2 separate regions of the Mus musculus genome follow, and region 1 is linked to region 2. Evidence: chromatin loops called from intact Hi-C (ENCODE). Cell type or tissue: heart. All regions are shown on one strand. Links, peaks and the distances in the headings refer to the core of each region. The heading gives the core; the rest is flanking DNA. Region 1 overlaps Treh (trehalase (brush-border membrane glycoprotein)). Region 2 holds the start of Upk2 (uroplakin 2).

Region 1 (14,930 bases), core at 6,613-10,612, 230 kb after region 2:
CTCTCCATCGTCCTCTCTGATCCACTGGAGTATGGGATTATAGTCACACCCAAAGGGATTGTTCACCATCTGAGGAGTAGCAGCCTTTGAACACCTTTGTCCCATAATTGCTGATACTTTGAACTAGAGAATTACAGGCTGGCTATTAGCTAATCAGTAGCTATTAGATATTGGTTGAAATTTCCCCTAAAAGTAAAGGCCATGAAATATTGTTGACACATGAAAGACTAAGGCATTCTGGCCAATGTTGAAATAAATGCTCTCAGAAAGAGGCCCGTGCCCTGTGGACACTCTCAAGGAGCCCACAGTGTGTTTTATGCGTGTCTATTCCAAGGAGAACATGTAGCATGCTGTTTTGGTTGAAGGACATATGAAACCAACTCTGTGGGCTGAATGAAGACTCTGCCGCCGAGTTTGGGTTTCACTAACTCTGGAGTCCGAGCTAATGGCCTAGATCATAATGGACAGGCAGAAAGATAATAGAAAAATAATTGCCCTTAAAGTTTTGAGGCTATAGCTCAGGTGGTAGAATACATGCCTAGCAGACAGGAAGTTGATCCCTAGCCATGCCTAAATGGGGCAGCGTGGTCCATTCCTATAATCCCCACACTCAGGGGGTGGGAGCGGGAGGATTAGAAGAAGTTCAAGGGCATCCTTGGCTCCTATCTAGTTCACGGCCGCTCCAGGATAAGACCTGAGTGAGGATGGAGGAGGAGGATGATGGGAACAGGCATTTGTCCTGTGCAGCCGGGAACAGTGAGAGATAAAGACGTGAAGAGCTGCCTTGTGGAGCTGGAGAGATGGCTCAGTGGTTAAGAGCACTGACTGCTCTTCCAGAGGTGCTGAGTTCAATTCCCAACAACCACATGGTGGCTTAAAATCATCTGTAATGAGATATGATACCTTCTTCTGGTGTGTCTGAAGACAGTGACAGTGTACTCACATACATAAAATAAATAAATCTGGGGACAAGCCGAATGATAGAAGAAGAAGAAGAAGAAGAAGAAGAAGAAGAAGAAGAAGAAGAAGAAGAAGAAGAAGAAGAAGAAGAAGAACTGCCTTGCACATCTTCACTGAGTGTGCCAGCATTCGGGCAGCCCTACAGGACTGTCTGTCAGTATGTCAGTACAGGCCTCTGCTTCTCAGGTGTGGGAGAACCTGGCCTGACTAGCCAGTTCTTCCCGTGGGGGAGAGGACAGTACATCTGTTGTTTTCTTGTCACCTGAGCTTGCTCTCTCTCCCCTGATGCCAAGGTCCCAGTAGCAGGACTGCAGCTAGAAGTGCCAGAAGCCAGGGTGGTTCCCAAGCAAGGAAATGAAACTGTGCCTATCAGTAAGAATTCCCATGCAGTGTGCAACCAGCTACTCCAAACTGTAAACAGCCCAGAGACCCTCAAATTTATAACTGGCATCTGAGGGAGAGTGGTTTTATTAGACTGCCCCTTAAACATGTGGAACCTGATGAGTATCAGAATCTAGATCATAGTTATCCTGGCCTCGTCCCAGGTTGTTTTTAATTAATTAATTCTGGGTTGTTTGTTTGTTTGTTTGTTTTGATACAGTGTTTCTATGTAGCCCTAGCTGTCCAGGAATTCACTATGAGGACCAAGCTGGCCTCAAACTCCTAGAGATCCTCCCAAGAACTAGGATTAAAAGACATTTACCAAGACTGGAGAGATGGCTCAGTGGTTAAAAGCACTTGCTGCTCTTCCAGAGGTCCTGAGTTCAATTCTCAGCAATCATATGGTGGCTCACAACCTTCTATAATGACATTTGGTGCCCTCCTCTGGCCTGTAGGTGTACATGCAGGCAGACTGCTGTATACATAATAATAAACAAACAAATCTTGAAAACAAAGACATTTGCCAGTATGCCTGGGTAATACTTTTTATTTTTTTGTTTGTTCGTTTGTTTTATGTTTAGAAGTGTTTTGCTTGTATGCAAGTGCATCACATGCATGCAGTGCCTATGGAGGCCAGAAGAGGGCATCAGATACCTAGAAACTGCAGTCAGAGATAGTTGAGGGCCACCATGTGGGTACTTGGAATAGAACCCAGGTCCTCTGCAAGAACAACAAATGCTCTTAACTGATCAGCCGACTCTCCAGCCCAGCTGGCCAAGACTCTGAGAACAGTGCCATCCCATATGTCTGAATATTTCCACTTATCATAGAACTTACATAAATGACACAGAGCTGGTCAGTTGGTGTATGGCAGTATTTGAAGGCATCGATTAACACTAGTGACAGATTTTAAGAAATGATCAATCTTACTTAATAACATTTATGTGTTTTGCAATGACTTGATTGATCTCCTTGGTCTGTTATTGTGCCGTAGACAAATGTGGTAGAGCACTGAGTTCAGAAGTGACTACGGTTCTCAGGACAGTCTGTTCTGTTGTACTCTGCCCAGAAGATGCTCTTGCTGGAGCTCCCAGTATGAGTGCCATTAGATGAGTTATTTACTCTAGGTAGTTAAAGCTTACCAGCGATGCCTACATGCCCTCCCCCTCCCCATCGCAGTGGTGCTCAGCTTCCTTATAGACAAGTCTGTGTAAATTACGGAGAAATTTTCTGTGCCCATCTATTTACCAAATGTGGTGTGCAAACGTTGCTGTCTGGTTGGAGGGAGGGAGGGAGGGAGGGAGGGAGGGAGGGAGGGGCTTTAATTATTTTCTGGGTTCCATGTTGTTTGGGAACAAAACTGGTTACCCGGTCTCAGTTCAAAAACTTGGGCCAAACTGGGTCCCCATAGTGCATCCTTATATATTACAGAACCCAGGCCTTCTTAAAGGGAAGACACAAGTGGTCCTCGGAAGAGTAACTAACCATCTCCCTGGTGTCCCAGGGGGTGTGTCTTCTGACTGTTGCAGCAAGAGAGGTCAGAGTGCATCAATGCTTGTTGTTAGCCTGCAGGAAATATGGCAGAAGGGTGGGAGATGTCCCTTGAGCCTGGCTGCTGGGGTGTAGGGTGTTGCCCATAACTACTTTGGCCTCAATATGCATTAAATGATCAGGAGGCCCTCCCTGCTGGGGCAGTGCACCGCCCTCCCCGGGGTAGGTCCTGGCATTATCTGGCATTATTCATCAACTTGAACTGCCCTGCCTCTTCCCTTTTCCAACCTTTGCTCCCCTCTGGGGAGAGATCGACTTGCCCATTACCTCAGAACGCTTCTCCTCATTAAAAGCAAGTTCCAGCTGAGCTCAGTGTCCCAGGTTTGTAAATCTCAGCGCCCAGGAGGCAGTGCAAGGCAAGGGGATCTAGAGTTTGAGACCAGCCTGAGCTATCTCAAAAAACAAACAAACAAACAAACAAACAAACCCAACCAAAAAAACCCAAACAAACAAAAAACAAACAAAAACAAAAACAAAAAAAACCGGACAAAACAAAAGGCAGAAGCAGGTAGGTCTTTGTAAGTTCAAGGCCAGCCTAGTTTACAAAGTGAGACCCCATCTTAGGAATAAACAAGTGACACAATAAGAAACCACAGAGGTGGCTCCTCAGTTAAGACAAAACCACTGGGCTCAGTTCCCTGTATGTCCACTTAATGTGATGTCACTTGGACCACTGGTGGCTTCTGGGACTGTATTCTTCCCCACAACTCCCCCCCCCCCGGGTCTTTCTTCTTTTTTTTAAATTAAAAAGTGTATGGGCAATTGATCTGCATATACATCCATCCACCACTCGTATACCTGGTGCCCACGGAGGCCAGAAGAGGCATCGGAGAACTCTAAAACAGGAGTTACAGACAGTTGTGAGCAGCCCTGTGGGCGCTGAGCATTGAACTTAGGTCCTCTGGAGCAGCAAGTGCTCTTAATGGCCTAGCAATTTCTCTAACCCGTACATGATTCTTTTAAAGAAAATGAGCCCAATGGCCTTGTTTGTTTGTTTCTTGAATTTGAAGTTCCCTTAAGACACCCTAGATTCTTTATCTAGTGCTTTTTTTCTTTTTTTTTAAGATAGGGTCTCATTATGTAGCTGTGGCTATCCTGGAACTCCATATGTGCCAGGCTGGTCTCTAACTCACAGAGATCTGCCTGTCCTCAACTCTGGAGTCCTGACATTTTGAGGGTGTGTTCTGCCACAGCCAGCTTGGGAAGATTTATTAAGGCTTTTCCACAGGCAGGCTTAGAGGTGGTGCATGGCTTTAATCCCAGCACTCTGGAGGCAGAGAGAAGTGGATCTTTGAGTTGGAGGCTAGCCTGGTCTACATATAGAGCTCCAGGACAGTCAGGGCTGCGTGATAGAGATATTTTATATCATCATCATCATCAATAACAACAACAACAGCAACTAGTTATCTGTCCCTTACCCCAGCCCTCTCTTCTGACCACTACCACCCCGACTGTCTCTACAGCCAGATCTACTGCCATGGAGAGCTCCTGCACCAAGTTCAGATGGCCCAGCTCTACCAAGATGACAAGCAGTTTGTGGATATGTCACTGGCCACATCTCCAGGTAAAGCAACCTTGGTTGTCCTGGATCTTCTACCAGGCAGGCGAGGGAGAAGCATGGGTTTTCCTGATCGGGGTGATCCTTCATCGCACCCACTGACCCTCAATGTCACCTGCTCTCCAGATGAAGTCCTGCAGAAGTTCAGTGAGCTGGCCACAGTCCACAACCACAGCATCCCCAAGGAACAGCTTCAGGAATTTGTCCAGAGTCACTTCCAGCCCGTGGGGCAGGAGCTGCAGTCCTGGACCCCTGAGGACTGGAAGGACAGGTACTGCTCTGGAGGGAAGACAGGAGAGGGCCCCTCACTTGGGGCGGCCTCCAGGAACCCTGTGGGACCGTCTCTTCTAGCCCTCAGTTCCTGCAGAAGATCTCGGATGCTAATCTGCGTGTCTGGGCGGAGGAGCTACACAAGATCTGGAAAAAGCTGGGAAAGAAGGTAGCAATGGCCTGGGCCTGCTTTATGGTCTAGCTGATTGCTCCAGGGATGGGGTAGAGCCCTACTTGCTGGGACCCACAGTGCCTGGGAGCACAGATATTTCCTAAGAACATAGCCCACATCCCTGAGCCCTAAATAGAAGCCTTCCAGAATGCTCTTCTGACGTCAGAAGGGAACATCTGCTTGTAACCCTTCACATCCTCCTGTGTTAACCAAGCTTGTCCTGCTGCCCAAGGGCTAGCCAGCGCTGCCGCCTGCAGCCAAGAAGGACATGGCTGGAGTCATGGCCTCTGCCTCTCTCCCTTCCTGAGCCAGGTACAGTCCTTTCTGGGCCAGGTACAGTCCCAAGGACAGTCACTTGGGCTGCATGTGGCCAGCCAGTGTTCAGCCCAGTGCTGTGGGACGCTTTCCTACCTGGCCATCTGCCCTAAGGCTGCTCAGGACCAGCCACTCCAGTAGGAACATACCTGACCCCATCCTACTGCTCGCTCACAAGGATTGAGGGAGGCTAAGCTCCCCACTAACACACTTGGAACTGGCAGGAACAGGTTGAAGGACCCAAGGGAGGGGCCCCACGCCAGTCCTCACTGCTCCGGATCTCAACTGTCCCTGGTGAAAGGCCACGGGTTCCATCATCCTGGGAGGGGCACTGGGACGGGGTGCGCCACCTTCTGAGTTTGGTTTCAAGTGGCATGGGGGTGGAGTGGGGTTTGGGAGGGGGTTTGGAGAGATCAAGGGAAACCTTGAATAGCATTGGCCTCATCTGGGTCACAACAATGGATGTTGCCAGTGGTCACCTGCCTGATGCTGTGCAGGCTTCAGCACACCACCCAGTTGAGCCAGGAGCCCGGAGGCTGGCATATGGAGGGTGAGGATACTAAGACTCCTAGAATCAGACCCTGACCACACAGCAAAACAAAAGGAACAAGAGGCACAGCCTCCCCAGCTAGGGCTGCCAGGCTCTCTGCTCCCACTGTCTGCAACCTCTACCCTCATGGCTGGTGCTAGGCTGCCCTGGGTCCTCTTCCCTGATTCCAGATGAAAGCAGAAGTCCTCAGCTACCCCGAGAGGTCCTCCCTAATCTACTCAAAGCACCCCTTCATTGTGCCCGGGGGGCGCTTTGTTGAATTCTACTACTGGTGAGTACCCACGTCTAAAAGGCTAGGGCCCCATGGAGGCTGGCAGAGGTGTGGAAAATCCAGGACCAGCACCCTCCAATATGGGAGTGCTGGACAGAGGGTGCAAGCTAGCTGATGAGAGCTGGCTCCTTCTCAGGGACTCGTACTGGGTGATGGAAGGCCTGCTTCTTTCTGAGATGGCCTCAACAGTGAAGGGTATGCTGCAAAACTTTCTGGATCTGGTGAAGACGTAAGAAGGGATCTTGGGCAGGGAGCTGGGCTTGCCTTTGCTTTGCTGTTGGGCCAGGAGGTACCTAAACAGAGTCTCTCTTGGCAGCTACGGACATATCCCCAACGGTGGACGCATATATTACCTGCAACGGAGCCAGCCCCCACTCCTGACTCTCATGATGGATCGATATGTAGCTCATACCAAGGATGTCGCCTTCCTTCAGTGGGTACCCTGCCAGTGCTGGAGACTTCCCAGGGCCAAGGGCAATGGCTTTGTACCCGGGCTGAGGTGTTGCTTGCTTCAACCCAGGGAGAATATTGGGACTCTAGCCTCTGAACTGGACTTCTGGACTGTGAACAGGACTGTCTCTGTAGTCTCAGGAGGACAAAGCTATGTCTTAAATCGCTACTATGTCCCTTATGGGGGACCCAGGTGAGAAACTGGCCTGCCATCAGCTCACTCTGACATGAGCATCTCTGCAACCTCAAACTGGAGGGGTGACTTAGACCCTGAGAGCCTGTGCGTGTCGGGTGTCAGGGTACCTTTTGAGTCAAGATGACCCAGCTTTCTGGCTGGCAGAGGGGCTTAGCACCTCCCAATGTTGGGCTGTTGTCCTTCTCTTGGCTAGGCCAGAGTCCTACAGGAAAGACGCAGAATTGGCAAACTCTGTGCCAGAAGGTAAGCAGGAACAGGAGGAGGGAGGACTGACAGACAGACGGACGGGGTGGCGGTGCTTAGCCTCTGTGACTGTCTGGCTTTGATCTGTGGCTGCTTTGTCCTGAAGTCAGTTGCGGCCTGGGGTTGCTGTTTTGTCCTCACAGGGGACCGAGAGACTCTGTGGGCTGAGCTCAAGGCTGGGGCTGAGTCTGGCTGGGACTTCTCTTCACGCTGGCTTGTTGGAGGCCCAGACCCTGATTTGCTCAGCAGCATCCGAACCAGCAAAATGGTACCCGCTGATCTGAACGCGTTCCTGTGCCAAGCAGAGGAACTGATGAGTAACTTCTACTCCAGACTAGGTGAGCATCCTGTGTCAGGAGGCAGGCCAGTGTGGGCTCCTGCATCAGCCTGGCCATGGGACTGGAGGTAGGTCTCCTCAGCCAGCTCAAGCCTTCACTCCTATGGAGACATGAAGAGAGACAGAGATAGAGAGAGACAAGAGACAGAGACAGACAGACACAGACGGAGACAGACACAGAGTGAGAGAGAGGATGATAGGACCACACACGTTCACACTGCTGTCCTTTTTGAAGGGTACCTCGGTGCATACATCAGCTCTCTCTCCATTCCCTGATGCTCTCATTAGCCTCCTCCGAGCAAGAGCCATCAGAATGGTGGACCCGGGAGACGGAGCAGCAAGTCCCAGGGAGCAGGGCAGGGATGTTAGTTCAAGGAGCCATGAATTCTAGTGGGCACTGGGGAATCATGGTCTTTGATCCTTAGGATTCCTAGTCTGTATGGGTACCACATATGGAAGGGGACAACATAAAGGCATCTAAAGCTAGGGAGCAAAAGGCAGTCAGTGCCCAGTGCTCTTCCTGCTGAGACTAAAGGCAGAACCACACAGGGAACGACACAGAGGCCACAAAGTACAGGAACCTGCGGGCCCAGCGCTTGGCCGCCATGGAAGCTGTCCTGTGGGACGAGCAGAAGGGTGCCTGGTTTGACTATGACTTGGAAAAGGGGAAGAAGAACCTGGAGTTTTATCCCTCCAACCTCTCCCCACTTTGGGCTGGCTGCTTCTCAGACCCTAGTGTTGCTGACAAGGCTCTGAAGTACTTGGAGGTGAGGGGACAGTGGGCAGGCGGGCCGGCCTGGCATCCTGGAGACAGGACCCTCCCTTCCCTGCAAGTCTCACTGAGGCCATTAGGAGTGGCTGTGAGGCAGGATGGGAAGGGTAAGGAGGGACAGACCTGCCTTCCCTGAGGGTGCTGAGTCCTTGGCTCCTGCTTCAGCAATCGCTCACAGTCACATCAATGTCTGGAACCTTCTAGGACAGCAAGATCTTGACCTACCAATATGGAATCCCAACCTCTCTTCGTAACACAGGCCAGCAGTGGGACTTCCCCAATGCCTGGGCCCCACTGCAGGACCTGGTCATTAGAGGTAAGAAAGGGACAGCTGATAGATCCATTTCACTTGTCTGGAAGACCCTCCCTCCTCCCCTTCACGCCAACCCCAGGCCTGGGATTAAGAACATGGGGTCCACAGGTTCAGAAAGGAGATCTGAGGGCCTAGATCTTCTTGCCTTGGGGAGACAAAGGCCAAAGCTTTCCTGCCCAGGATGGGGTCTCTGAATACTCAAGCCTTATCTGGGGTGGGGTCTAGGTTTGGCCAAGTCAGCTTCCCCCCGGACTCAGGAGGTGGCTTTCCAGCTGGCCCAGAATTGGATCAAAACCAACTTCAAAGTCTACTCCCAAAAGTCAGCGATGTTTGAGAAGGTGAGCTGGCTGGGGTATGTCTGCCATGGGGGTCTCACTCCATGGTTGAAATGGGGACTTTCAGACTTGGCCAGGCCTAAGACGGAACAAACTGGTACAGTGCGACCCCTGGTGGCCATTCTTGGGCACTGCAGGGGTCTGAGCAGCAGCTCGGCACATCTTTTGCTTCAGTGGCTGTTACTCTATAGCTAGGGTGGTCCGGCTTAGGGGCAGTATCCATCTATAACTCCTGTGTCTGTCCCCAGTATGACATCAGCAACGGTGGACATCCAGGTGGAGGAGGGGAGTATGAAGTTCAGGTGAGCAAGCTAGGGTGAACTGATCCAGTTACAGGCAAGTCCTGGGATCTGCTGTCCCAGTAAGTGGGCCTATGGAGAGAGTCAGAATGGCAATCATTGGTGCCCCTGGGGACAGAAGCCCTGGGAAGAAGGGATCCCCCAAACGGGGCTTGAGGGCCTCAGTGATCTGGCCCTACTGTCCTGGCCTCTCTCCAGGAAGGATTTGGCTGGACAAACGGATTGGCCCTGATGCTTCTGGATCGCTATGGTGACCAGTTGACTTCAGGGACCCAGTTAGCTTCCCTGGGACCCCACTGCCTAGTGGCTGCCCTTCTTCTCAGTCTTCTGCTACAGTGACAAGAACAAGAATGGACTCACTGCCTGCGCTTTCTCCCCTGGCCCCAGCTCATGGTTCATTAAACCCTTGCTCTACCTCCCTTCTAGCCCCACCCCCACCCCGCCCCTTCCTGCTCATAGTGTCCTGAGCCAAGAAGTGACCAAGAGGTCAAGACTGTAATTTTCACAGTGTTCTGAGCCAAGAAGTGACCAAGAGGTCAAGGTTGTAATTTTCACGAGGGCGGAAACTGAATCCTGATACCTAAAGTATCCTATCGGGTACCAAATATAGCTCAGACTTCCACACTCATGTACATAGTCAAAATGCTTTTATTGTTCTGCTGAAATGCTTACAAATACTGCAAAACACCCAACCAGGCCCAGCAACTAAGGGCCCAGTGCTGGGGAGGGCAGGGAAGGTGGCTTAGTGTTAAGGCGCAAGGCTGAGGCCAGCCAGCTGGAGACTTATCCTCCGTTCTCCTTTCCCATCACCTTTGGGAAACTGAAGGGAGATTACCACAGCTCAGGGCCTCTGCTTCTGCCCGCCCCAGCCCCAACTCAGGCTTCTTTGCAGGCACTCTGAGCTACCCTTGTTCCTCACTGGGAACTAGTCCTGTTAGAATGGGAGGGCAGACCTCTCAGCTTCCTCTCCCCTCAGTGATGCTGTCCCTCTGGTCTTGGATCCCAGGACATCATCCCTTCTGGCTCTAAGCAAGGCACAGTAAAAGGGAGAGGGGCTGGGCTGGGGGCTGGAGACACACTGCAGCCGGGAGGAATTCCATCTCCTCCCACCATGTGACATGCCCCCAGGCCTGGGTTGGAGAGATGATGGCACGTACCCTCATGTGGCCCACAGCCAGAAGCAGTGGGCAAAGCCACAGAGTGGCCATGGCAATTAGTGTGTAACCATGGTGATGAAGCGGTCACCATGGAGACAAGGATGACGGGCTTGTAACAGGATGATGGGGCTGGACCTCGAAAGTGACACTTGAGGTCTCTGGTCCTTGAGCTGAGTAGTGACAAGTGGGAGGTGGGAGGAGGAGGAAGAGGAAGAAGAGGAGGAGGCAGATGGGGTTGGGGCCTGAGCCGCTCCCCAGCTCTGCACGTGGCTCTGCTCAGGACCCCTCCCAGCCCCTGCAGAGGGGATGAGATGAGAAGGGGATCTTTGGCAGATTCTGGTACCATAGTTTGTCCTTTACAAAGAGAAAACAAGCTGGGGTGGGTGGGTGCCGGGACAGAGCCGAGAGCGCAGCTCAGCAGCCTCTTCAGCCTGCTGGACCCAGGAGGGAACCTGAACTTCTGGACTCCCAGGACCGACAAGGCCTCTCCCTCTTCCTTTCCTCTCTGCTGGCTCTTTAGGGACTGGAGCTCAATTCCCAAGCACCAAACTCCTCATAACACAATTTGTCTTCTTGCACAAAAGCCCCGAGGTACTCAACTACATCCCGATCCTTTGCAGCCCCGTGCCCAATGTGCCACTGTCCCCAGGGACAAGCAGAGTGGCAGGTGGCAGGGCACGGAGTCCTGGGGCTGAGCTGGGGAACCCAGGAGGTGCAGGGTAGTTAGTTCATGAATTGAGTGTAGCCCTCGGCCCCCGTGACGATGACATCCATCCAGATGCGCATGGCCTCTGCAGACGGGGCCACCATGTAGTACAACCGGTCATGGGTCTTCACACAGAAGGTGAGGGCCGGATTCGGACTCTGGAAGGCAAGACAGGAAGTGCTAAGATGAGACTCCATGCCTAGAACGTTCTGTTCACTCATCTGCACTTTCTCCTCAAAGTCCCCAGGTAGCCCTGAATTTAAGGCCGAGTCTCAAACAGGCCAGACCCCGGTCCCCAAGAGTCCATAGGTTTGCATTCTAACACACGGCAGTACTAGGCTCTCTAAACCCTCACAACCCCAAGAGGGGGATACCTCTCAGTTCCAACAGGGGCATACCTCAGTTCCAAAGTTAATACAAAAGAATCTGTCACAAGGGCTGTCCCAATGAGAACCAGATTCTCCTCTAAGCCAAAAGGAGGCAGAAGAAGGCTTTCAGTAGGATGGTGGGCCAGACCCCAGAGGGCATAGGTCAGGGTTAGGTGAGGTCTAAGGGCTGGCAAGAGAGGGCAATTTGCGTATGGCGAGCTGGCTCAGCCTCCAAGGTCACCTTCTATCAATCGCCCCTCTCCAATCAAGTGTCTGCACTTCCCCGCAGCCGCCCCGTAGCTCCCATCTGTACTGTCCCTGCCCTGGGGGCTACACCAGCTGTCCTAGCCAGAGAGGAAGGCAACAAGTGCGCTTCTTTCAACAGGCACTTCTTGCTCTTCTCGCTGGCCTGGAACAAGTTAGAGGGATGGAGGGAGTCAGCGGTCAGGGGCCAAAAGGCACAGGAACTGTTAATATGAGGAGCTCTGGTTACTGGCATGTGGGGTTGGGGGTACCTTAGTCACCATGGTGAAGTGGAAAAACCTTTTCTGGGAGGGGAGGAGGAAGAAAGGAAGAGACAAACGGTAAAGAGAGGGAGTGTGAAGCAGAGCCGGAGTCGGGGCAGAGGACGGGCTCGAAGCCTCTGTGCTCACGACACCCCTGCCTGGTGGTATTCCTGCAGCCACACTCTGGTCCTCCCTGCCTCACCTTGGCTGCGCTGCGCAGGTGGTCATAGTACACTTCCTCGATGGCCTGGAAATAGATGACCCCCTTCAGCTTCGTCTCATGTTTGTCTGCAAAGAAAGGAGGGGAGGGATGGGCTGAGCCGGACCCAGCATCCCAGCATGGCGGCGTCTGAGTCAGAGCTCACGTCCTCATCTGGGGAATGGCTTACAGGACTCCAAGTCTAAAGGGGAGCCTGACGGCAGGGATGATTCGAATCACAACTCTGCTGAGATGTGATCGACCACCGTAAGACAGAATCGCTAGAACCATGACAGCTGGGCGCAGAGCTAGTGAGGCTCACACGGATAACCTGACCTCATTGATTAAAACAGGCACCTGGGAGCTGGAGAGATGGCTCAGTGGCTAAGAGCACAGACTGCTCTTCCAGAGGTTCTGAGTTCAAATCCCAGCTGAAGACAGCTATAGTGTACTCACATATATAAAATAAATAAATCTTAAAAAAAAAAAAAGTAGGCACCTGGCATCCTAGCAGTTTGCTAAGACAAAGGCAGGATGGTTTTGAGCTCCTGGCCTGCCTAAATGACATATTACATATCTCTAAAATAAATACATTTTAACATAAATACAAATAATAAATAGATTAGAAAGACTTTGATCTCAGCACTCAGGAGGCAGAGGCAGGTAGCTTGACTAGCCTGGTCTACCTAGTAAGTTCCAGGTCAGACAGAGCTACATACTGAGACCTTGTGTCAAGAAACAAGCGAACAACAGAAATCATTTATCCGACTTACATAAAGGAACAGATTTACAACGGTTGCCACAGCTTTGTGTAGGCAACACTAATATCCCTCAAGCAGAGATGAGTTAATAAATTAGTGCCACACAATGGAATATTACATGGTTGCTGTTATGTAAGATGATACAGAATGTGTGTATGTGGTATGTATGTGTATGTGTGAGGATGTGCACGCCCACACATGTGCATACACACACTCAAGAGGCTGGGAGAGGGTGTCACTCTCTACCATATTCTCTTGAGATAGGGTCTCTCGTCGACCCCAGGCTAGGTTGGTTCCCAGCAATCCCCAGCACTCCCCATCTCCCTCTGTCACAGCGCTGGGGCAGCAGGGATGTACCAGGCCTAAGGAGTCCTGTGACCTGCACTCAGATCCTCATGTCTGACCCTCGGGTGCTCTTTTAGCCACTAAGCCATTGCTCCAGCCCCAAGAAACAACCGACAGGCGTAGAGGCGTGGGGGTGACTCTATAAAATGCACCAATGTCCGTATACATTCATAGATGTCCTGGAAACAGAAAGACTGCTAAGATACCTAAGAGGCAACCAGGAGAATGTGTTAGCTGCCACTGGGGATACGAACGTTGTTCATCTGAGTGTGTGCACATCAATAAACCTAGTGTTTTAGGATAAGGAGTTCAAGACCAGTTCTGACTACACAGTGAGCTTTAGGCCAATGTGGGATACAAGAAACAGTGTCTCACTTAAAAAAAAAAAAGTTAGCCTCGCATGGTGGCACATGCCTTTAATCCCAGCACTCGGGAGGCAGAGACAGGCGGATTTCTGAGTTCGAGGCCAGCCTGGTCTACAGAGTGAGTTCCAAGACAGCCAGAGCTATACAGAGAAACCCTGTCTCGAAAAACAAAACAACAACAACAACAAAAAAAACCAAACAAAACAAAACAAAATTTATGTTACCTGTGCTTGGTGGTGACTTATTTCTCAAAGTAAACTTTTTATGTTTTGATTTTGAACTATACAGATATGAATCTCGTGTTATTCAAGAAAATAAGGAAGGCAGGAGTAAAACTCAGTTGGCTGCTTGCTTGCCTAGCACACATGAAGCCCTGGGCTCCTAACATCACACAACCCCGGCATGGTAGGGCTTGGGGCTGCTCAGCGTTGAAGAGCTCCCACTTCAGACAACTCGAGAACCAGACGGGTGCGTGCACACACACACACACACACACACACACACACACACACACACACACACAATTTCAGAACTTGGGAAGTAGAGGCAGGAAGATCAGCAGTTCACGGGTTACCATTACCATAGCAAATTCAAGGCCAACCTGGGCTATGTGAAAGTCTGTCTCAAAAAGGAAAACCTAAAACAAAACGAAAAACCAAACTAAACAAAACACAGAAGGAAGCAGCCACAGAGCTGGGGATGCATGTAGTGCTAGCTCCGTGGTGGGCGGGGTTTGCCCCACCTCTGAGGGGCGGGGCTAAGAAGAACTGCCGTACACTGATTCCTACTGGGCTCTTTAGGCCATTCTACTCCCTTCATGTGAACAGCATAGAGCATATACATTGCACACAACATTCAAGGTCAGGGAGGAGGGGAAGGGAATGGGAGGGGGAGAGGGAGGGGGAGGGGAGCCGTCAGAGCAGAGGTGAACACTGGGTGTGGAGGAAGGGAAACAGGCCACTACAAACACCGATCACATGGTACAACTGCCACCCTCAGCCACCAGCTCCAGGAGAGGATGATACTAACCACTGAATTCAGAAGTGACAGCTACCAGTAAGCTCCTCTCATGGGTCCCTCTCCACTCCCCACACTCCGGGTTACTTCAGGCCCAGTTCCCTCCTCCCTCCGGCCTCCTGAAGGTCCTGTCCTAGCCTCTAGCCCTGCCTCTCACCTGACCTGGTGTTGAGGAATGGGTTTTAAAACCTTCTCTGATGGTTCCTCTTTGGGGAACCAGCTGCCTGTGTGTGCCTGGCTCACACTGCCGCCAACACATCCTTGCCTCGCAGCCTCCCCCACACTGAATTAGGTGGAGTCTCTTGAGATTCTCACTGTCCCCTTAGCAACCCAGCTCTTCACACCCCAGGGCCATCTCCCTCCTGTCCACAAACTCCTAACCAAGATCCACTGCGGGCCACTGCAACAGACACCACAGATTCTCAGCACAGAGCTTGCAACACTCAATGTGAACCTCTGTCATCCACACCTATATCCTCCTCCAACGGCAACAGCTATGTGCCAGGCACAGAACAGGCGCTCGCTTGCTCGTG
Region 2 (14,930 bases), core at 5,632-9,631:
CTAAGCAAGCAAAAGGCCCTGGGTTCGGTTCTCAGCTCTGAAAAAAAAAAAAAAAAGACCACCTAGTGCTCCTAACCACCCTGTCTGTGCTATTTTCATTGTGCATTTCAAACAGTGTGTTGAAAGTTTTATTCATTGTCCTAGTTATGTTAGAAAGTATTAATGGAGGCTTCCTTACAGTTTCAGAGGGTGAGGCTGTGCTCATCACCTCAGGGAGCAGGGCAGTGTAACGTCCAAAATGAATTCAAGACCACCCAGTACCTTCCCCCTTCGGAAAGGACTTACTTTCCAAACTGTTACTTGCAGGCCACGTGCAGAGCCAGCTAAGGAAGCTGGCTGACTAAACAAATGTAAAAACAGAGTTTTAGTGGTCAAAATGATTAAGCCTGAAGCTACCAAAACAATATTAGCTGTTTTCAGAGAAATAACCATAACAAGATTAGCAATTCTCCCCCCCCCCATAATGAATTCTGACAAAGACCACAAACCACCCTGACCTTGTTGCAAGAATTCCCCTGATGTTAATAGCTGTGATGTTAATGTACTATTACTTTGCTGACCAAATCATAGTAACCCACCATGGGGACAAGCAAAGTGAGTCACTAGGCCATAGGGTTACTTAGTCACTATACAAACCAACCAATGCCTGAAAGGGTTACTTGCTACACCAATGAGAACCCTGCTGCTCAAATCTGCCCCTTACAAAGGTATAAAAAGTGTGTTCTTTCTTTGTTCTGGGTCTCTTCTCTGGCCTGCGTGCTAAGAGGGGAATCCCCAACATGTTGGATAAAAATCCTCATGTGGTTTGCAGCGATGGCAGCGGTCTCTGTGGTCCTTGTGAGTAAGGGTCTTTTGACGAACTCCAACAGCAGCAGGCGGGCAAAGCAGTAGTTGAGAGCTAGATTTTATCTGAAAGATGGAGGCAGAGAGAGAGACAGAGAGGCTGGGCCTGGCATGGGCTTTTGAAATGTTGAAGCTCACCCCAGTGACACACCTCCTAGTCCTTCCCCAAAATGGTTCCACCACCTATTCAAGTATATGAGCCAATGGGGGCCATTCTCATTTGAAGCACAACATTCATATAAAGAGTCTAAAAGCAATGATTTTTTTTTTTGAGGCAGGGTTTCTCTGTGTAGCCCTGGCTGTCTTGGAACTCACTCTGTAGACCAGGCTGGCCTCGAACTCACAAAGACCCACCTGCCTCTGCCTCCTGAATGCTGGGAATAAAGACATGCATCACCACAGCCAGGTTGGGGTTTGTTTGTTTTAAATTTTACAATTTTTTTTAAAGATTTATTTATTTATTTATTTATTTATTATATGTGTATACACTGTAGCTGTCTTCAGACACTCCAGAAGAGGGCATCAGATTTTTGATACAGATAGATGGTTGTGAGCCACCATGTGGTTGCTGGGATTTGAACTCGGGACCTTTGGAAGAGCAGACGGTGCTCTTAACCACTGAGCCATCTCACCAGCCCTACAATTTTTATTTAATACTGGACGTGGCAATGTATGTATTTAATCCCAGAGCTGAAGACAAACATAGGCAGAACTCTGTGAGTTTGAGGTCAACATGGTCTACAGGCCAGCTAGGGCTATACATTGAGACCTTGTTTTTAAAGGGGGAGGTGTGGCTGGGCAGCGGTGGTGCACGCCTTTAATTCTAGCACTTGGGAGGCAGAGGCAGGCAGATCTCAGAGTTTGCTGCCAGCCTGGTCTACAGAATGAGTTCCAGGAACAGCCAGGGCTGTTATACAAAGACTTTACCTAGGTGGGTGGAAAGGAAGGGTGGGCAGTGAAGCTCTTGACCACCTATAACTTCAGTTCAAGGGGACCTAACCCTAACATCTTCTGGCCTCCATGTCACCTGCGCTCATGAACACATACCATTTCTCTTCCCACCACACACATGCAGAGTGTTGTGTTTTATAGAAGAGAAAGAGAGAGACAGGATATGTTTGGTAGACGCACAGTATGGTGAGGTGGAAGTGGGGGATGTCTCTGTGGGCCATGCTGAGGTATTCCTTCCCCGAAAGACTAGCCATATAGTGTAGTATGGAAGAGAGCTTATTTAGGGCATGGGAAGGGGAGTTGAGAGAGTAGAGCCATAGAAAGGTAGAGAGAGAAGGAGAGAGAGAGAGAGAGATTGTCCAGGAACATGTAGAGAGGGAAGGAGGAGGGGGGTGAGAGGGAGAGGAGGGGCAGAGAGTAAGAGGATAAGAGAGTAAGAGAGTGAGAGGGCAAATGCCCCTTTTATAGTGAGTCAAGCACACCTGGCTGTTGCCAGGTAACTGTCGGGCGGAGCCTAGAAGGAATGCTAACATGGGATTCAAAATAAAATTTCTTTCAATAGAGTTTTGTTGTATCATTTCATTTTGTGTGTATGTGTGAGGGCCTGGGTGTTGGCTTACATACCACATAAGTTCCTGCATCTGTGTTAACCAGAAACGGGCCATGGATCTCCTGAACTGGAGTTACAGGGATGTGGGTGCTGGGAACCAAACGTGGATCCTCTGTAAGCACAGCAAGTGCCGGAGTCATCTTTCCAGCTCCCATTATTATTTGTTAGTTTGTTTAGCCATTTTTTGTTTGTTTTTGAAGCAGGGTCTCTGTATAAAGCTCTAGCTGGCCTGAAACTATGTAGCTCCTGATGACCTGCCTCTGCTTCCTGCGTGCTGGCACAAACTGTGTGCTACCGCCTCCAGCCTGGTTTTGTTTTTGTTTTTAAAAAAGATTTATTAACCCAGATGCCCCTCAACAGAGGAATGGATACAGAAAATGTGGTACATTTACACAATGGAGTACTACTTAGCTATTGAAAAGAATGAATGTATGAAATTCCTAGGCAAATGGTTGGACCTGGAGGGCATCATCCTGAGTGAGGTAACCCAATCACAAAAGAACTCACATGATATGTACTCACTGATAAGTGGATATTAGCCCAGAAATTTAGAATACCCAAGATACAAGATACAATTTGCAAAACACATGAAACTCAAGAAGAACGAAGACGAAAGTGTGGACACTTTGCTCCTTCTTAGAATTGGGAACAAAATACCCATGGAAGGAGTTACAGAGACAAAGTTTGGAGCTGAGAGGAAAGGATGGACCATCTAGAGACTGCCATATCCGGGGATCCATCCCATAATCAGCCTCCAAACCCTGACACCATTGCATACACTAGCAAGATTTTGCTGAAAGGACCCTGATAAAGCTGTCTCTTGTGAGGCTATGCCGGGGCCTAGCAAACACAGAAGTGGATGCTCACAATCAGCTATTGGATGGATCACAGGGCCCCCAGTGGAGGAGCTAGAGAAAGTACCCAAGGAGCTAAAGGGGTCTCCAACCCAATAGGTGGAACAACAATATGAACTAACCAGTACCCCCCGGAGCTCGTGTCTCTAGCTGCATATGTATCAGAAGATGGCCTAGTTGGCCATCAGTGGAAAGAGAGGCCCATTGGTCTTGCAAACTTTATATGCCTCTGTCCAGGGGATCATCCGGGCCAAGAAGTGGGAGTGTGGGGGGAGGGGAGTGGGGGGGGAGGGTTTGGGGGACTTTTGGTGTAGCATTGGAAATGTAAATGAAGAAAATACCTAATTAAAAAAATTTTATTTATTTTCATTTTATGTACCTGGGTGTACCTGCTTGTATTTATCTTGTATTTATCTACCTGGGCACTTGTGTGCTTGCAGTACCAGCAGATACCAGAAGGGGGCATCATATTCCCTGGAACTGGAGTAATGGATGGTTATGAGCCCCATGTAGGTGCTAGGAATTGATTGAACAGGTCTCTAGAAGAGTAGTCAGTAATCTTTTTTTTTTTTTCTTTTCTTTTTCTTTTTTTTTTTTCTTTTTTTGGTTTTTTGAGACAGGGTTTCTCTGTGTAGCCCTGGAACTCACTTTGTAGACCAGGCTGGCTTCGAACTCAGATATCTGCCTGCCTCTGCCTCTGCCTCCGGAGTGCTGGGATTAAAGGCGTGCGCCACCACGCCTGGCAACAGCAGTCAGTAATCTTAACCACTGACCAACCCTCTAGTCTGTTTGTGTGTGTGTGTGTGTGTGTGTGTGTGTGTGTGCGCGCGCATGTGTGATGGTTGAAGCTCTCATGCCACAGCGCATGTGTGGAGGAGGTCTGAGGACATCTTTGTGGGTTCAGTTTTCTTCTTGCAACTTCATGTGGGTTCTGGGGATTGAACTGGAGTCCTTCGGCCTGCCTGGCAGGAGCCTTACCTGTTGAGCTATCTCACTTCCCTTTGTATTTGTTTTGTTTTTGAGATAGGGTCTCTTGGACTCAGCCAATAAAGGCTAGGTTCACAACCAAAAAATATGAGAGATATAGGGTCTTTCTGTGTAGCCCAGGCTGTTCTGGATCTCACTATAAAGCCTAGGGTGGCCTTGAACTTGGGCAATCTTCCTCAACCTCCCAAGAGTTGAAATCAACAACCATTTACTGAGTACCTACTGTGTCTGTCATCAGCACTATAGAACCAGCCGTCATAGATCAAAGATCACGACAAGATCTTTGTCCCAAGATCAAAGTAGCTGGTCTCAGGGAACTTGCGGTCTGGAGGAGGGGACAGCGGAGTCATCACACACACAGTTGTGAGCCTGTGTGTGTACCACTGTGGGGCAGGATAGGAATTAGAGGGTGGAGGAAGGGGTTGATGAAGGTTAGACACTTCCCCGGGGAAGGGGCAGTGAGCTATGAAAACGGGAGTCACAAGGGCAGTCTAGGCACACAGAATCCTCTGTGCAAAGGCCCTGTGGCAAGAAAGAAAAGAGGCTCCTGAGGCATGCTGGGAAAAGCTGAGGGGAAGCTGTGTATTTCAGCTCTGGCCCTAAGATCACCTTACACATTGGGGTGTTCACCCTACAAGCAAAGTAAAGATCACGGCTTCCCATCAGGAACACATCGTGGGGAGGACAAAAACAAAGGAGATGCCTCAGTGGCCTACCTCAGTGGTTAACTGTGTGTGGTGAAACCCCGAAACCCGCATCTGATCCTTGGGACCCACGTGGAAGGAGTGAATGGATGCCCCAAAAGTTGTCCTCAATGTATCCAACATACTATATGCACATTCACACTCGAAAGATAAAACCGTTAGTTGGGTGATGGAGAGCCAGGTGGACCTCTGTGAGTTCGAGGTCAGCCTGGTCTACAAAGAGCTCTAGGACAGCCAGAGCTACACAGAGAAACCCTGCTTCAAAAAAACAAAAACAGGGGTTGGGGATTTAGCTCAGTGGTAGAGCACTTGCCTAGCAAGCTCAAGGCCCTGGGTTTGGTCCTCAGCTCTGGAAAACAAACAAACAAATAAAAACAAGCAAATAAATAAATAAATAAATAAATAAAACTTTTATAGAACAAAACTATATTTTAAAAATGGACGAGGGTGACACTGCCTGTTTACCACAGTTGTGGTCCCCCCCCCCTTCCAGGGAGCTTCCGTCCACCTCGGCTCTAGGGTCTAGAACCGTTTAGCATGTTCTTCACCCAGGCTCCAGGGCCTGCCCTGTTTGTGTTTTCTCTAGTTCTTCCCTAGTTCTGTCAGCTTCCCAGTCACCCTCACATGGTGATCCAGCTTCTACCCCCTGCCCAACTCAGACTCCTGCTTGGGTCATCTACTGAGTGCAGGATGCAAAACCCAAGCCCTAGGTCTGGGGCTTGGAGGGCTTTCATTATCTCTGCCTCTGCTTGCCTCCCTCCTGGGAAAAGTCACCCTTGGGGTTTGGGGATAGAGAGAATGACATGCACGTGACCTTGACATTGGTACTTTTGATATGTGCATAAGAGGACCAGCTAAAGGGGTGACTCACATAGACATGGTCGGAGATGAGACATACTACGTGGGTCAGCCTTTATTGTGAGAATTAAGTACAGTTAAGAGATAAATCAGTGTTGGCAGGATTGCAGTGGGGCTAGCAGGGAGTGCTGCAAGGTGAGACAGGGAGCAGGGAGGGGGCACTGTCAGGAGTGGACTCGAGGAGGGGGCGGGGAGAGGGAAGAAAAGCCACTGAGAAGCCAGTGACTACAGCCTGGCAGGAGGCAGGCTGGACTTCTTGGAGGAGCCTGGGATGCAGGAGAGCCCTTCTCATTTGCGGGCACCCAGTGCCAGGGCAACAATAAGACCCACGACCAACAGGAACATGGCCACAGACAGCAGCACTGTGATGACCACCATCCCTCCTGTCCGGGCCATTCCTAACCCAATAGACTCCATGTTTTTTCCTGTCAGAAGAAGATGGGAGAACCTCTGTGAGTTGAAGGGGTTCCTAGGTAGCTCCTGTGGTTCACAGCTTAGCCCAGCCATCCAAGTAGCCGCCAGCATCAGTTCAACTGGTCATCCAGCCAACCAGTCAAGCAAACATAGACCCCCCTCACAGCAACACTTAGGAGCCACCAAGGAGGACATCATCCCTCTGCACAAGGAACCTCTAGTGCAGAGATGATTGAACAGGACAGGAGGTGGCCATACCAAATACTGGGGGGTTGGGGCGGGGGAGAGAGAGCGACTGAGCGCTCAGAAAACAGTTTATCTAACTTGCTCTAGGAGAAAAAAGTCGGAGCTTAGGGAAGTGTGAGAGACGGGCATTTTACTTACGAGGAAGCGTGGACATGGGAGTCTCTGGACTGGACTCGGTGGATGTCCCCTTCTGTACTCGGTAGGATATGCTTTAGAGGCAGGAGTTGAGAGAAAGCAGAGATTGTACGTATCTGGCACTCGGGAGGAGGGGTTCCAGCCTCCACCTTCTAGCTATGTGTCCCATCTGGGCCCTCCTGGGGTCCAGGTTCACATTTCCTACCCTTTAGCTGTGCCCTCTCTAACTCATGCTTCCTGGCACTTCCCCACCCTCACGGGACCTCCACTTCCCTTTTTTGCATCCCACCTCCACAGGTGTCCATCGGTACCTACTAGTATTTGGTTCCTGGTGTTAGGTTTGTCACCTGATATGCGCTGAGCCTTGTGACGGTGTAGCCAGACCCACTGTCCACCACGCTCACAAGCTCCCTGCGCCCGCGACATGGAGGCACCACAAAGTCTGACTTAACCACTGAGGGGAAATAGGAGTGAAAGGCAAGATCAGATTTCTAGCAGTCCACTCTTGTAGAACGGGCAGCTCTTGGGTATCGTTAAGAGGGGTTACGACGAGTAGAATAAATGGGTACAAGGGAGGTCTACCTTTGCTGTCGTTGGCTCTCCGGACCATCAATGTGGCATTACCTCCCGTGAGGTGACATGGGGGCAAGGCAATTAACAGGCTTTCTGTTAGCGCCGGAGACAGCAGACCAGAGAGGCTTGAGATGTTGAAGTCTGTTAGGGAGCCGAGAGGGAACTCAGGAGTTAGCCCCCTCTTAACTCAGAGCTGGCGGGGTGGGTGGGTGGTCATTGCTAAGGGTGCAGAGACAGAAGAGGAGCGTGTGGATCTGACCACCAGATGGCAGGCTTGAGCTGCAGATGGTGGGTACGCCGCGCTGTTTGGGAGCCAGACTAGACCATGGCACCCAGACTAGACCATGGCACCCAGTCAGTCCCCAGTCTCGCCCAACTCACACAAACCTTGGACACTTACCCAAATTTCTTGACTCCTGGATCTGGAAGAAGCCCAGGAATTTGTCACCTGATCCCTACCACTAGTAACTCTCAACCCCAACCAGCTAGACCAACATTCTGTCCTTGAGAGCCCTGGGGAGACAATGCTCCCTGTCTAGCGCTCTGAAACCCTCCTCGCTCCCACCAGCAATAGAGACCTGCAGTCCCCGGAGCCAGGACAGCCAGCAGAATCAGGATCAGGGGCAAGGTCTGGACAGGCAGTGTGGATGCCATACTGCGCTGGGAACTGGATCCTGGAACAGGTGCTGACAGGCTGGGGTTTCCTGGGGCCAATGAGGCCCTGCCCCAGGATAGCTGATTTTGTCTCGGAGTGGGAGGGGCTGCTGGGAATCCAGTCCAACTTGCCCCTTGGGCACTGTAGCCTCAGGGAGGGGCCCCAGACAGGTTTTTCAGGCTGGGGAGCTGGCCCTCGGGCCTAAAGGGGGATGCTCTGGCTGGGTCCTGGCAGCTTAGTTAGCTGCAGGGGAGTATGGCTCTTTCTGGAACTCCCGCGACTGAAGGACAGAGTTCCTCTGTCTGAGTGTCTGCCTCCTGGACTGTAGAGGGTGCTGTCTCCAAGGAGGTAGGCGTTTTCCTAGGAGAGCCATGAGTTCTAAAATTGCCCTGGTGTGTAGGTGTAGGAAAAGCCCCAAGGGTTGAAAGGGCTTTGGCTAGTAAGGATGGGAGAGGAGGGGGTTGGTTAGGTAGGGTGGGGATAGCAGAGCCTGAGATCCAATTCTAGTATTTAACTGAGGCCTAAGAAACTGCGACTCTGGGAGAAGCGGAGGGTATCAGTGTGAGCCTTCAGATTTCTCCAGAAGGTGGAGACAAGGGAAGTTAGTGAAGGCTTCCAGGTAAACGCAGGTCCAGTCCAGCAAGGCTAGTGGGCAGTGGAGTAGATACAAACAGACTTGGACAGCAAGCGGTTGTGCAACGGGTAGCGAGTAAAGCAGGAAAACCTTAGGAAACAAGACCAGGGGCTGGGCGATGGTGGCGAATGCCTTTAATCCCAGCACTTGGGAGGAAGGTGGATTTCTGAGTTTGAGGCCAGCCTGGTCTACAGAGTGAGTTCCAGGACAGCTAGGGCTACAAAGAGAAACCTTATGTTAAAAAAAAAAAAAAAAAAAAGCAAAAACAAAAACAAAGCAAAAAGTAGCAACAACAAAACCCTTCAAGACAAAAACAATCCTGTAACCAGGAGCAGAGGAGGTGGAGGGCTGGGGTGTGGCTCAGCGGTGGACTGTGTGCAGGTCGCTCTGGGGTTCGATGCCTGGGACAACAGTTGGGGAAGAAACACCATCAGCAGCCACAGCTCCTCTGGTTCTCTCCTGCCCCAGGCTAACTGGGAGAACTGATGGAGGTTCTCCAGCCATGGACGAGTGACGTGGCCCCACTCAGTCACCTCTCCTCTAGACGCTGGCCAGGGGGCTCTGCATGCCCTCCTGAAAGGCACTGCTTTTTATAGATGCAGAACCTGAGACTCAGGTTGTCACTGCAAAGTGGCTGCAGGGGTGTGGGTGTCTCAGCTAGGTGAACTCGATAGGACCTGAGCTCAGACCGTCAGGGTCTGCTCCAGGAACCACCCATTTTCCCCAACCCCAGAGAAAGGTCCTAGTGGAAAAGTGGGGGCCACTGAAGGGCTGATGGGGTTCTGTCCTTTCCCCCATGCTGGGTGGACTTAAAGTCTGCAATGTGTGTAGGGGGTAGAAGACAACAGAACCTGGGGGCTCCGGCTGGGAGCAGGAGGAACTCTCACCAGACGATCTCCAAATTTACTGTGCAATGGACGATCAGGAAACTGGTTCAGATGTAGCTTCTGATACAGTGGGTCTGAGGTAAAACCCGAAACTTAATTTCTTTCAAAAATTTAAAGTTGCATTTATTATTTTATATGTGTGCCCATATGTGTGCCACAGTGTCTATGTGGAGGTCAGAGGGCAAGTTGTGGGCATTGGCTCTCTCCTTTCATAATGTGGCTTCTGGGGACCAAAATGTCAGGCATGGTGGCAAGAGCTTTTACCTGTTGAGCCATCTCATGGTTTCGTAAAACTTCCTATGACGCTTACAGGTAACGCAGAGACACAGACTCACATTTGGAGTTAGCAGATGCTGTATTGGTGTAAACACTCATACACAGACACACACACATACTCATACACACACACACACACTTATCCACATGCACACACATACTCGTATACACACAGACACACACACATGCACTCTCACATTCACATATTCATACACATCCACACACACACTCATCCACACACACAGACACACATACTCATCCACACACACAGACACACATACTCATACACACACACAGACACACATACTCATACACACACACAGACACACACATATAATCATACATACACAGACACACTCATACATGTGCACACACACACTCATCCACACACACACACTCATACACACACACACTCATACACACACACACTCATACACACACACACTCATACACACACACACTCATACACACACACACATGCAAATGCAAAGTGGGACAGAGGTTTTTCTCAGGCTGCCTTTGGGTGGAGAACTGGAACTGATTTCTGTTTTTCCAGCTCCTTGGCTTTTGTCCCCTTTAGATGAGATCTCCTCCTCACTTTACACACAGAAAGATCACACACGAGGGAGAACTGGCGGTGCGGAAGAGGGCTACACGGTAGGGTGTCAGGGTCAGGAGATCTTCCTGGCAAGTCTCAAACCTCCACATAGCACAGTGTTTACGTGAGGATTTAGGAGGAATCAGGAAGAGGATTGGTTTACTGCAGAGCAGACCATATAGGTCCACTCCTAAGCCCCATTTGAAATTAGAAGTGAGACAGTGTGGGATAAAAAGAGCAGATCTCTGGTCACATTTTTAAAGGGATATGAGGGTCCTGTGCCTTTAAGCCTTCCCATCTCCCTCCAATCCCCCCTCACCTTCCCCACCCTAACCCTCCCCAGGTTTCTGGAGGAGCAGAGTTGCGTCTTCTCCCTGCCCTGCCGAGCTGCTCACTGGCTGCTCTAGAGGCTGTGCTTTGCGGTCTCCATGGAAACCATTAGTTGCTAAGCAACTGGAGCATCATCTGTGCTGAGCTCTCGCATCTAATTATCCCATCACAGTGGCTGAGAAGGGTTTGGGGAGCTGAGAGGAGGGGGAGGCCCCCGGCACAGGAGCAAGAGGATAACTCTTTGAGCAGAGCGGCTTCACTGACAGTGCTGAGATCATTTAAAGCCACAGCACTCAGTTCCTCTGGAGGGTTTCACAGTGGCCAAGAAGGGAACCAGGGCCAATGTCTGGAGTCTCTCTCCCAAACCCTGTCTTCTCTGCTGTCCTCTCCTTGATTGATTCTTGAGTCTTAACTCCCTCAAGTTCCCTCTCCTTCCTCCTTACACATATGTTCCTCAAGCCAACAGACATTTACTGAGTACCAGGGATGCCCCTGGAGTAAAGAAGACAACAAAGCTGTAAAAGTAGGGTAAGCTCTTGCCCCTGAAGTTCTTCACTTTCCTCTTCTGCTCAGTCAGCTCTCAAAGCGGACCTCCTGTTCCGGGACTGCAGTCCTTTTGTCCCCTTCTTGAACCACAGTAGTTCTGCGGCCTGAGGAATTGGGATCAGAACCCACATCTGCCTGATCTGTCCACAGTCTGACCTCACTAGGCCACCCCTCTGCCTCCCAGTCATCTAGAATAATATGCATGCCTGTCTCCTGGGGCATGCCAGACACTAATGGTGGCCATTGTACTCGTAGTGGTGAGTGTTGGCTTGTAACTTTGAGTGAGCCACTTTGAACCTCTTTTTTTTTTTTTCAACTTGAAAATGAGAAGGTTCGTTTCTCTCAAACTGAGGTCTAGCAAGATATGAAAATGATTTAGGACAAGGATGCAGAAAGAGGGCCGAGATCCACCACCTGGGAGCACCCTGAAGGCTTGGGCCTGGAGACCAGAGGTGATGCTCAGCTGGTTTGTTGGAAACAGTGAGGACCATTCATTCCTTAGAGATCCGAGGCTGGCAGGTGCTGTGGCCAAAGGAAAAAAACTCCATCATTGGGGCTTGGCAGAGACCTGAGTACTTTTTTTTCTTTTTCCTTTTCTTTTTCCTTTTTCTTTTTCTTTTTCTTTTTCTTTTTCTTTTCTTTTCTTTTTTTTTTTTTTTGGCCAAAATAACCATTTACAGCAAACTGTTCAGCTTTTGATCTTGGCTAAGTTTTCTCCCTTGTTTCTTTAAGTTGTAGTTCCCACTTCAAGTGGATTTTTTTTTTTTTTTTTTTTTTTTTTTTTGGTTTTTCGAGACAGGGTTTCTCTGTATAGCCCTGGCTGTCCTGGAATTCACTTTGTAGACCATGCTGACCTCAAACTCAAAAATCCACCTGCCCCTGCCTCCCGAGTGCTGGGATTAAAGGCATGCCCCACCACGCCTGGCTCAAGTGGATTTTTTTTTTTAATTTACTTATTTGATGTTATGAGTGTTTTGCCTGCATGGATGTATGTCTGTGCACCATATCTGGGCTGGTGCCCTTGGAAGTCAGGCCATCAGATCCCAGGGAACTGGGGTTAGAGATGTTTGTGAGCTGTCAAGTAGGTGCTGCGAACTGAACCCGGGGCCTCTGTAAGAACAACAAGTACTTTAAACTGTAGAGCTTTCTCTCTCTCTCTCTCTCTCTCTCTCTCTCTCTCTCTCTCTCTCTCTCTCTCTCTCTCTCTCCAGCCACCATCGTTTCCATTTCTAGAGAAATGAAATAAAACCCATCTCGTGGGAATATGGTGGCTGTCAGCCCATCTAATTTACTCAAGGGTGCCCAGGAAAGCACCTGGTTCAATAAATACCGATTTAAGTAATCCATCTTGCTCTCCCCTCCCCCTCTTTTAAGATTTTTTTATTCATTTTTTTTTTTTTTGCATGTGAGTATGTGAATATGTCTTCAGACACCCCAGAAGAGGGCATCAGATCCCATCACAGATGGTTGTGAGCCACCGTGTGGTTGCTGGGAATTGAACTCAGGACCTCTGGAAGAGTAGTCAGTGCTCTTAACCCCTGAGCCATCTCTCCAGCCCCTTGTTCTCCCCTTTGCATTGGCCCTCAGTGCAGATGAGGAATGAGGGTGCAGAAGTGATCCATGCCATCCCCGAGGTCACAGAGCAAACAGAGAATGCAGTACCCTAAACAACTCAACGTTTGCATTTCTAGCTTTGTCAGTGATAGAGAGATGTTTAGGTTAGAAAAGCTTGCCCAAGGGTGAGTAGCCATAGGCTACCAGGCATCCAGAAGAGCTTGTCTGATTCTTTCACTTATTAAACATTGGTAGAGAAATCCCTCACAGCGGGCACCATGATGGGTATTGAGATACTGAAAAATGAGAATCGACCCCTGCTTTCAGCTGGTCTGTCTGGACTAGGTAGAGGACCATAGCCTAGAAAGAGGGGACTTTGTCATTGAGCATGGTGATGCAAGTCTTTTTTTTTTTTTTTTTTTTGAGACAGGGTTTCTCTGTGTAGCCCTGGCTGTCCTGGAACTCACTCTGTAGACCAGGCTGGCCTAGAACTCAGAAATCCGCCTGCCTCTGCCTCCCAAGTGCTGGGATTAAAGGCATGGCCACCACCCGGCACAGCATGCAAATCTTTATTCCCCAGAAGTCGGGAGGCAGAGGCAGATCTGCAGAGTGAGTTTCAGGACAGCCAGGGATACACAGAGAAACCCTGTCTCAAAGAGAGAGAGAGAGAGAGAGAGAGAGAGAGAGAGAGAGAGAGAGAGAGAGAAGTGGGGGGGGGGGGAAGAAAGCATCTGCATTCAGAAAGGCTGAGGGACTTGAATTATTCTCACACTTAGAAACTGCATACCAAACTTCTTCCTCAAGAGGAAGGTTCAGTGGTGGGGCCTGGCAGGAGCTGCAGCTGCTCTGGGCCACTGGTGACTTACTGCCTTTGCCAAGGGTTTTAAGTTTTGCCTTTGAGATTCTTCCCCAGAGTTCTGGAGGGACCATTCTGGCATGGATCCCTCTGGCAGTGAGGAGGACAGACTGGCATGTGGTCAGAGATGAGGTGAGGAGACCGAGGAGCAGAACTACCCAAGAGAAAAGAAAAGCAAGTGTGGCCAGGCCGTGGCCACCAGAATAGAAAGGAGCAGGCTGTAGTGGTGCCCCTGACAGTGATGACCACTGAGCAGTGTAAGAGGGGGAGAACAAATGATCTCCAGGTTTATGGTTTAGATCAGGCTCCAATGGCCGGGTGGAGGACGAATGCTCCCTGTGGAGCCTTTAAATCGGAGGTGTCATGATTACAGGCTTCCTCCACGATGACCCATAATAATCCCTGCTTCCTATTTCCTCAAATTTGTGACTGTGTGGAACCCCTTCCCGTTGGTCTGCTGGCATGTACCTGCAGTTCTAACTACTTGAGAAGCTGAGGCAGAAGGATTGCTTGAGCCAGGAGTTGGAGGCCAGCAGCATTGGGAGGTTAAAGGCAGGATGATCAGAAGTTTGAAGTCATCCTGGTCTACACGAGAGACCTTGTCTCAAAAACAAAAGACATGAGAGCAGGTATGAGGGAGGCATGGAAAGAAATAGAACTCAGATGCCAGGCAGTGGTGGCGCACGCCTTTAGTCCCAGCACTTGGGAGGCAGAGGCAGGTGGATTTCTAAGTTCCAGGCCAGTCTTGTCTACAAAGTGGGTTCCAGGACAGCCAGGGCTATACAGAGAAACCCGGTCTCAAAACAAACAAACAAGAAAGAAAAGAAAAAAAAGAAAGAAAAGACAAGACAAGACACCTATAATCTCAGTATTCAAGAGACTTTGGCAGGAGGATTTATAGATCAGTGCCAGCCTGAACTATAGCGGCTCTAGGGTCAGCTTAGGGCATGTCTTAGTCAGGGTTTCTATTGCTGCAACAAAACACTATGACCAAAAATCAAATTGGAGAGAAAAGGATTTATTCAGAGTACACTTCCACATTGCTGTTCATCACTAAAGGAAGTCAGGCCAGGAACGTAAACAGGGCAGGAACCTGGAGGCAGGAGCTAATGCAGAGGCCACGGAGGAGTGCTACTTACTGGCTTGCTCCATGTGGCTTGCTCACCTTGCTATCTTATAGAACCCAGGACCACCAGCCCAGGGATGGCACCAACCACCTGATCACTAATTGAGAAAATGCCTTACAGCTGGATCTCTTGGAGGCATTTCCTCAACTGAAGCTCCTTCCTCTCTGATGACTCTAGCTTGTTTCAAGTTGCTACACAGAACCAGACAGTAAAGGATATAAGATGGACATCTGTCTCAGAAGCCCCTTTTCCCCAAAGGCAGTAAGCAATGACTCATAGGATCAGATGTTCC

The links. Peaks named below come from ENCODE experiments on the same cell type or tissue, not always from the same donor. Only the 100,000 strongest peaks of a DNase experiment are listed, where the experiment ranks them.
Region 1: a loop joins it to region 2, with 6 times the contacts of the local background. A loop is called at or near these places in 7 of 42 quality-filtered maps.

What each region holds. Positions count from the first base shown.
Region 1 is chr9:44,676,705-44,691,634 of GRCm38, forward strand. It overlaps Treh (trehalase (brush-border membrane glycoprotein)), which reads left to right. Exons shown (of 15, transcript NM_021481.3): 2 at 4,356-4,456; 3 at 4,577-4,721; 4 at 4,802-4,889; 5 at 5,928-6,028; 6 at 6,165-6,257; 7 at 6,345-6,461; 8 at 6,549-6,671; 9 at 6,868-6,917; 10 at 7,061-7,255; 11 at 7,804-8,021; 12 at 8,231-8,342; 13 at 8,565-8,677; 14 at 8,923-8,976; 15 at 9,172-9,601. The coding sequence ends at 9,312. It overlaps Phldb1 (pleckstrin homology like domain, family B, member 1), which reads right to left. Exons shown (of 22, transcript NM_153537.4): 21 at 11,913-11,998; 22 at 9,604-10,994. The coding sequence ends at 10,854. Among named protein-coding and RNA genes, the nearest start is that of Treh, 11 kb to the left of the region's middle. In heart, for the core only: a CTCF peak has its summit at 8,802 (motif pointing left); DNase peaks (open chromatin) are centred at 8,857 and 10,099.
Region 2 is chr9:44,446,878-44,461,807 of GRCm38, forward strand. It overlaps Upk2 (uroplakin 2), which reads right to left and starts at 7,890. Exons shown (of 5, transcript NM_009476.2): 1 at 7,754-7,890; 2 at 7,185-7,316; 3 at 6,918-7,056; 4 at 6,606-6,676; 5 at 5,838-6,232. The coding sequence starts at 7,829. The coding sequence ends at 6,096. In heart, for the core only: CTCF peaks have their summits at 7,440 (motif pointing right) and 8,152 (motif pointing right); a DNase peak (open chromatin) is centred at 7,504; H3K27ac peaks cover 400 bases; H3K27me3 peaks cover 3,340 bases.